3 separate regions of the Homo sapiens genome follow, and all the other regions are linked to region 3. A link is an interaction called in ENCODE POLR2A ChIA-PET data of the cell type or tissue named here. Cell type or tissue: MCF 10A. All regions are shown on one strand.

Evidence for each region. ChIA-PET counts read pairs that join two places held together with the same protein. Peaks named below come from ENCODE experiments on the same cell type or tissue, not always from the same donor. Only the 100,000 strongest peaks of a DNase experiment are listed, where the experiment ranks them.
Region 1: POLR2A ChIA-PET joins it to region 3 with 12 read pairs; 2 of 35 experiments call an interaction of 5 or more read pairs at or near these places.
Region 2: POLR2A ChIA-PET joins it to region 3 with 10 read pairs; 3 of 35 experiments call an interaction of 5 or more read pairs at or near these places.

The regions. Positions count from the first base shown.
Region 1 is chr2:236,687,501-236,690,000 of GRCh38, reverse strand. No RefSeq gene overlaps it. Among named protein-coding and RNA genes, the nearest start is that of ACKR3, 120 kb to the right of the region's middle. In MCF 10A, no CTCF peak of the experiment used is centred here; no DNase peak of the experiment used is centred here.
Region 2 is chr2:236,641,381-236,643,880 of GRCh38, reverse strand. No RefSeq gene overlaps it. Among named protein-coding and RNA genes, the nearest start is that of ACKR3, 73 kb to the right of the region's middle. In MCF 10A, no CTCF peak of the experiment used is centred here; DNase peaks (open chromatin) are centred at 670 and 1,060.
Region 3 is chr2:236,769,037-236,771,536 of GRCh38, reverse strand. LOC105373949 (a long non-coding RNA gene) reads right to left here and starts at 2,385. Exons shown (of 5, transcript XR_924026.3): 1 at 2,242-2,385. In MCF 10A, no CTCF peak of the experiment used is centred here; a DNase peak (open chromatin) is centred at 1,136.

The sequences.
Region 1 (2,500 bases), 82 kb after region 3:
GCTCTTTAATCAGCAAGATAAATATATTTTCTATTTTAAACACTTACACATTCCAGCAACTGTATTTTGGGGATCTGAAAGAAGGAGTAAGGAAGAGAAGGGGGAGAGGAAGGGAGGGAGGGAGGAAGGGAGAGAAGAAAGCCACTTCTGCAATCTCAGTGCTTTGGGAGGTCAAAGCAGGAAGATTGATTGAGCCCAGGAGTTCAAGACCGGCTTGGGCAACATAGTAAGACCCTGGCTCTACAAAAAGTTTAAAAATTAGCCTGGCATGGTGGTGCCTGCCTGTGGTCCCAGCTATTCAGGAGGCTGAGGAGAGAGGATCACTTGAGCCTGGGTGGTTGAGGCTGCAGTAAGCCATGATGGTGCCACTGCACACCAACCTGTAGAACAGAGCAAGAGCAACACCTTGTCTTGTCTAAAAAAAAAAGAAGAAGAAGAAGAAGAGGGAGAGAGGGATGGAGGGAGGGAGGGAGGAGAGGCCCAGTCCTTGCCCTCAGGGAATCTGCAAGTGGCAACAGGAGTGGACAGGTACATAGCTAGTTGCATTGCACCTGACACGAGTGAGCTCTAAAGGGCTACACAATTGCTTTCTGAGTGTGAAGAATACTTTTACCCAGGTAGAATATCCCATAACTCCCCGGCTCATGGAAATGCACCATGGCATGGGACCTGAGTGGACCGCCTCTTGCCAGTTGCGCTTGCCCCCCAGCAGCGTCTGGGCTGCTTGATTTCCCCTGTGTGCATTTCTGTCAGGAGAACACAGGTCATATTTTGGAGTATGCAATCATTTGGATTCACGCCAATTCAAAATGCTCCACCTCAAATCCCCGTTCTGGGGCCCTCTCCACTTGAGAACAAGACATTCTTTTATCCTGGACTCACGACCAGGAGTCCCCCAGCGGAGCATCCTCATCACAGCAATTCCGTGGGCAGGGACAGGGTCCTTTCTGCAGGCACAGCGTCCACCACTGCCCTGTCTCCTGAGTCCCTGCGGGGCCCAGTGAAGAAGGAGTGTGTGCGATGTCTGCAGAGCCACGACAGACCCCGCCTGCGGCGGCAGGAGAAACCCTTTATTGGTAAAAGCAATACAACCCTTATCAAGTTTCGGCTGCTTCCTCCCATGGGAGGGAGGGCAGGGAGAAGCACCAGCTCCTGAGAAATTGGGTGCCTCCTCCACATCCTTCCCACCCCTCCCCACCCCCAACCACCATTTCAGGGCCCTCCCAGCACACACATCGCCCTGGAAACCAGAATAATTCCCCTAACAGCACACTATTCCCACGGCATTCAGGAACTCTCGGTGGAGATGTGTCGGGGACAATTGTGATTGTTTTTACAGATGAGGAAACTAGAAGAGAAAGAGCAAGTGTGTTTGCTGCAGTAAAGAGTCTCCATAATAAGCTGAGTTGCCACCGTGCCTCCTTTTAAACGAGCCTGGAAAAGTAAGAAATCAAATTCTCAGGACAGAGAAGTCAGGGGCTTATGGATCATTTCACCAAAGGAGTCAGCAGTGGCTCCATCTCAGTGGAGCTCTACCCTGATGCTCCTGAAAGGACCAAGCTCAGCCTCCAAGGGAGGGTGGGAGGGGACACACTCCCAGCCCCTGGCCCTCCCATCCTGCAGAACAGGCCAGATAGGGAAGCGGGAGGACGCAGCACACAGCTCCCGAAATTCAGGTCCCACACAAGCCAGCAGGCCGAGGCCAGGGACAGAGGCAGGGCCCGGGAGTCCCAGATCAACACACAACAGCCCTGATTCCAGAAGACTGGCAATGAGAGAGAAACAAAATGCCACCAGATACGTTTGCATTTATTCTAAGTGCAATTTGCAGACTTAGCTTTACCACCATAAAACCCCAAAAACAGGGTGGCATATTCTGGGCAAGCTCTGTAATTTTTTCTCCTGCAACCTCCCTGGTGACCCACAGGAAGCCATCCTTGCCCAGCAGGGTGTGGCCTGTCTCCTCTGTACCCACCCCCGTCCCCAGGGAGGCCCCCTCCCTGCTATCGTCACCAGTTACACTGAGACCCCCAGACCATTGACTCTGTGAATCCTATTCCAGAATCTTCCATCTGAGTTCTCCCTGCTTTCTGCCTTCATCCCAGACACCCACACCTGAAATCTGTCTTTGCCACACACTTCTGGGCAGAGCCTGCAGTGAGCTGGCACCGCACTGGCCTGCCCTGGCTCTGACCCAGCCCCCGCACTGTCCCGCCCTCTGCCCTGACTTCCAGCTCTGCCTGCCACCCTGTGACTGCCAGTTCCTGGTGAGAACGCCCCAGCCGCCTGGGACCCCATCCAAGCACTGACAAGCCCCACATACCCAGAAAAGGCTGATGGGATGGCTGACTTTCCCCTTCTCCACTTCCTGTCTGGAAATGGCTTCCCATTTAAGCCTGGAGGGAATGGAGGAGCTTCCATGCAGGCTGAGGAAGGCAGGTGGGCTGGGGGCTGCTGTGGGGCTGGGGTCTCAGGACGGTCATCAGATAGGCCCCAGGCT
Region 2 (2,500 bases), 130 kb after region 3:
ATTTTTTCAAACGGGCCACCATACAATCCACTACACATACTTTGTGAGTGTTTGAAGATAACATTTTACTCTGCTTTCTCATAGGCTGCAGTGCGTACTATTCGGGAGGACTGAGTCTGGAAGCGTGACTGACGTGGGGAGATGGTACCTGGAGTGCACAGGTGGGCTGCCTGGTGTCATTCAGGAGATCAAGGGGCCAGAAATACTCCTTTCCAGGGGCCATGGAAGGCAGTGATGGCCAGGGGACCATGGTAACATGAGGAGAACTGTGGCCAGTTTATAGGACGCGCAACCCAGTCAAACATGGAGTCCCTCCCAACTGAGGCATCAGTGCCCTTCACCTGGGCTTCTCAGAAAGAAGGGCCCAGAAGGAAGGTATTCAGAGTTTGTTCGAGATGTTGGACAGAGGACAACTAGAGGCTGCATAAATGTGTTCTGAGGCAATTCATTACTTGGGCTACCATATTTTAAGATGTGAACCCTAGAAGAAACAAGATCCAAAATCCCTAAAATCCTTAGGAAAACCAGCCTCTGACACTCCCAGGATGTTAATTCTCATTTTGGGGAGCAGAATCAGCTTCGTGTTTAACACACAAAAAGCGTGGCTAGGTCAAGCCTTGGCTTCTCCTTGGAAAGGGGGTGTGATTCTAGCAAACCCAGACACCGGTTGTGAAATCTGGCAGCCAGAGGCTGGTGACAGCACTCCAGGGAAACTCGGAGAGTGCAGAAGCCGGCCCCTCCCGGGCTGAAAATAGGCTTCTTTGAAACCCACCTCAACTGTCATCCCAGGGACTCCTTTGCCTCGACTGCAGCACTTGAGTTCAAACGACCCCTTGGAAGGCACAGGGCCGGCCAGCGTGCGTGAAAACACTCCCTCCCTCAGCTGGAGGGAGGCACCCCACATCTGTAAGCTACGGGTGGAGGAGAAAAGAGCACTGCCTGACGCGACCTCATCCAGGAAGAATGTGAATGGCCCCAACACTGAGTCAGCCTCACGGGGCTGTGTTTCTGAACCTCAGCTTGTTTTGGAAGCCACTTAACAGCCCCTCCTCTGGCAGGAGCTGTGTTGGACGTCATTCCACTCCGTGGTTCCCCAACAGACGTGTGCATCAGAATATTACGCGGACTTTTTCCCCTAGACCGGGCCCCACCCCAGGCCTGCTGATTAAGAGCTCCCAGGAGTGGAAGCCAGGCATGTGTTTGGAAGTTTGGGATTTCTGCGTGGTTGTAATATTCCACGAGTGGCTCAGACGTTTACCACTCACTGAGAGGCATTGAGTCCACTGACCTTAGGTAGCCTCCAAGAACACAGAGGCCCCGGGAAATCAAATGCTTTGTCCAAGGTCACAGAATAAGTTCATTCAGACCCCAGCCTCCTAACTTCCCCGGTGTTTACTTTTTTCACATGCCCACAGCCTTTTAGGGAAGAATCAATCCCAAGATATTTGAGGATTCAGAATGCCTCATCCTGGTACACCCAACCCAACTCCCATCAAGAAAGTAAAGAAATGATGCTTAGTTCGGAAACATGGCAAGAAAGACCCACTCCAGTGCCAAGGCCGTTTACGAGCTGGAAACCCATCAGCTCAGAAAGTATTTGTACCATGGCCAGGAGGGCTTAGGGAAACTCTCCACTTCTTATGAAAGAAGTAAAATCTTCTTCCATAGAGCTTAGGAATTTGAGGGGCAAAGTTAAGGGAAGATTGAATAGAGCAAGTTGATTCTCACTGACCACTCACAGGAGCTGGCCAGGGAAATGACCCACTCCTAGTGGGGACCTAGAAAGCCGTAAGACCCCAGGAGCATGGAGCTACAGCATTGACAGTTCCACCCTGAGAGCAAGGATCTTCCCCTAGGTGACCGAAGTGGTGTGATCACCCCTAAGAATGGAAACATGAATTTAACAATCTCATCTTCTCTACCGCCCAACTTAAATTTCCCCAATTATCCCAACTTGCCTTTTATGGTGGTTTTAGTTTTTGTCTATGCATAGGATGCCTTGCATATCACAATGCCAGTTTTGCAAATTCTATCTTTAAAGCATTTGTGTAGGATTATACTTGTACATGGCGCAATGACAGATAAGATGGCAGTCACAAAAGCAGTCCTGTCCTCAAGTCAAGAGTAGCAATTCTCAACACCAGTGTCCATACAACATCTGAAATTCCTTGAAAAATGTATGCGTGGGTTTTGCGGGGAGAGCATGCAAAGCTTTAATCAGGCTTTGAAAGGAGTTTGTGCCTTTAAAAATAAAAAAGATTAAGGAACACTGATGTGGGGGCCAGGACACGCAGAGTACCGAGCCAACGCAATCAACTGATTTTCACGGGCTTCATTTGTCGTAACCATAGATGCTGTTTGCATACATTATTTCATACGTCCTTACACGTGCATGTTATCAGCCTTGTGCAAGAAGAGTTGGTAACAGCTCCACGGCCATGATAGTGGTTAGGGGGAAAGTTGAGATTCAAACCCAGGCCTGCCTTATTCCAGAGCCACA
Region 3 (2,500 bases):
ACCCGGGAGGTGGAGGCACTGAGCCAAGATTGCACCACTACACTCCAGCCTGGGTGACAGAGTAATACTCCATCTCAAAAAAAGAAAAAAAGAAAGAAAGAAATGTGTCTTATTTTAACTGTTTTAGCTTTATTGGGGGAATAATTCACAACTAGAAATTGTGCATATTTAATTTGTACAATTAGTTGTTTTGATAGATGTACACATTGTGAAATGATCACCACATTCAAGCCAGGTGACAGACCCATCACCTCACATTGTTGCCTCTTTTTGTGTTGAGACATTAATTTTCACTCTCTTAGCAAATTGCAAGTGTGCAATGCAATATTGTTCCCTATGGTCACCAGGCTGCACATTAGATCAGCAGAACCTAGCTTGCACAAGGGAAATTTTGTACCCCTTGACTAACATCTCCCTATTTCCCCAGCCCCCAGCCCCTGCCAACCACCATTCTACTCTCTGCTTCTATGGGGTTGCCTCATTTTAGGATTCCATGCAATGCATATCTTTCTGTGTGTGGCTTATTCCACCAAGCACACAGGTTCTTCCATGTTTCTCCAGGTTCATCCATGTTGTGGCATGTGTCAGAATGCCTTCCTTTTTAAGACTGAACAAAATTCCATTGTATGCATATACCACATTCTCCATTAACCCACGGAGGGGCATCTAGGCCGTTTCCATCTCTTGGCTGTTGGGAATGAGACTGCAATGACCATGGGGGCACAGATAGCTCTTCAAGATCTAGGTTTCCATTTTTTCAGGTGTTTATCCAGTAGCAGGATTGCCAGATTCTATGGTAGCTCTATCTTTAATTCTCTGAGGAACCCCCATATGGTGCTAGTAAATTCCCAACGGAACCCCTGGTAGCACACACAGCCCTGGGTCCACCCTGGCAGAGCTGTGCATGCTTCCACCTGCCCCTTGGATCCCTCTAAGTCCTGAGTCACTGCAGCCTCACTGTGAGCCTGGCAGAGCTGAGCCTGCTTCCACCTGTCCCTCGGATCCCTCTAAGTCCTGAGTCACCGCAGCCTCACTGTGAGCCTGGCAGAGCTGAGCACTGCCATCTTGGATCCCTCTGAGCTCTGAATCACTGCAGCCTCACTGTGAGCCTGGCAGAGCTGAGCACGCTTCCACCTGCCATCTTGGATCCCTCTGGGCTCTGAATCACTGCAGCCTCACTGTGAGCCTGGCGGAGCTGAGCACTGCCATCTTGGATCCCTCTAAGTCCTGAGTCACTGCAGCCTCACTGTGAGCCTGGCAGAGCTGAGCATGCTTCCACCTACCATCTTGGATCTCTCTGGGCTCTGAGTCACTGCAGCCTCACGGTGAGCCTGGCGGAGCTGTGAACACTTTTGCCTGCTATCCTGGATTCCTCTGGGACCTGAGTCACCGCATGCAGCCTCACCATGAGCTAGTGTCTGCTCCACCTGCGGTTTTCAGACCCCGACCCAGGCAGGGCATCTGCAGACAGAGACAGGAATTTTGCCCAAACCAGATGCAACAAGCACATTCACATTCTTCTCCCCTGAGAGAATGCAGCCTTTGGAGCCTGTCACACTGACCCAGCTCATCAGGTTTGAGCCACCCCCAGGGTCAACACACTCAGGGGCAGGGAATTTGTATCCTTCAACCTAAGGGGATCTTTTTAGCTCTTATTTGTCCAGAGTCACAGAAGATGAGCAGTGGGGGGAGGAGGATGGTATCTCCGATTTTGTGACCTCACCCCTGCCCATTGCCCTGGGAGAGCATCTGCAATAAACCCACCCAGGGGAAGGTGCTGGGCACCCCCCAGCTGTTCCTCGATTTGCTCAGCATAAACACCTGATGGCCATTTTTAATTACCTTCCACGGAGCTGGTTCCCGAATGTCACCAGAGGGAAGACTGCATCCTAAAGTTTCTAGATGCCTCCCTGTCTGCTCCCAGTTCTCCTAGGAGTGGGCACCAGGTAGGTCAGTGCCCACCTGCCAGGGAACACTGCTTTTTGAACCATCCATGGTGAGCACCTTGAGCTCACCTCCTTCGCTGGTCCTGGAGATCCTTCCTCCACCCTGCCCGTCCTACTCTGCCCTTCATCCTGTGCCCCAACCTGGGCCCAGGATCTCATTGTGGCCATTTGTTTTATCCCAAGCCATTGTGCTGGGATAGGAGATATGAAGGTAAGACCCTTTCCCTCCCGCTCTCATAGCACCCATGGTCCCATGGAATGGATCCCATCGAGTCATGATGACTCCAACACTTACCTAGCTGCCCTTGTCTGAGCCTTGGGGCCAGACATCTGGATGCCCAGCTGCCATCTCTGTCTGATTTCCTGTCCCTCAGCACTTCCTGATGAAGCCCCCCTGCCCCATGTCCCTCCTGCAGGAACTTTTCTTTACCCACAGGACAATTCTAGACTTCAGATCCCCCTTTTTAGCCTTATCTCCCCTCCAACCACCCCACTGCCCCTCCCTGGACCTAGCATCTTATTGCAGATGCTCCTGGAAGCCCCTCCCTATTCCC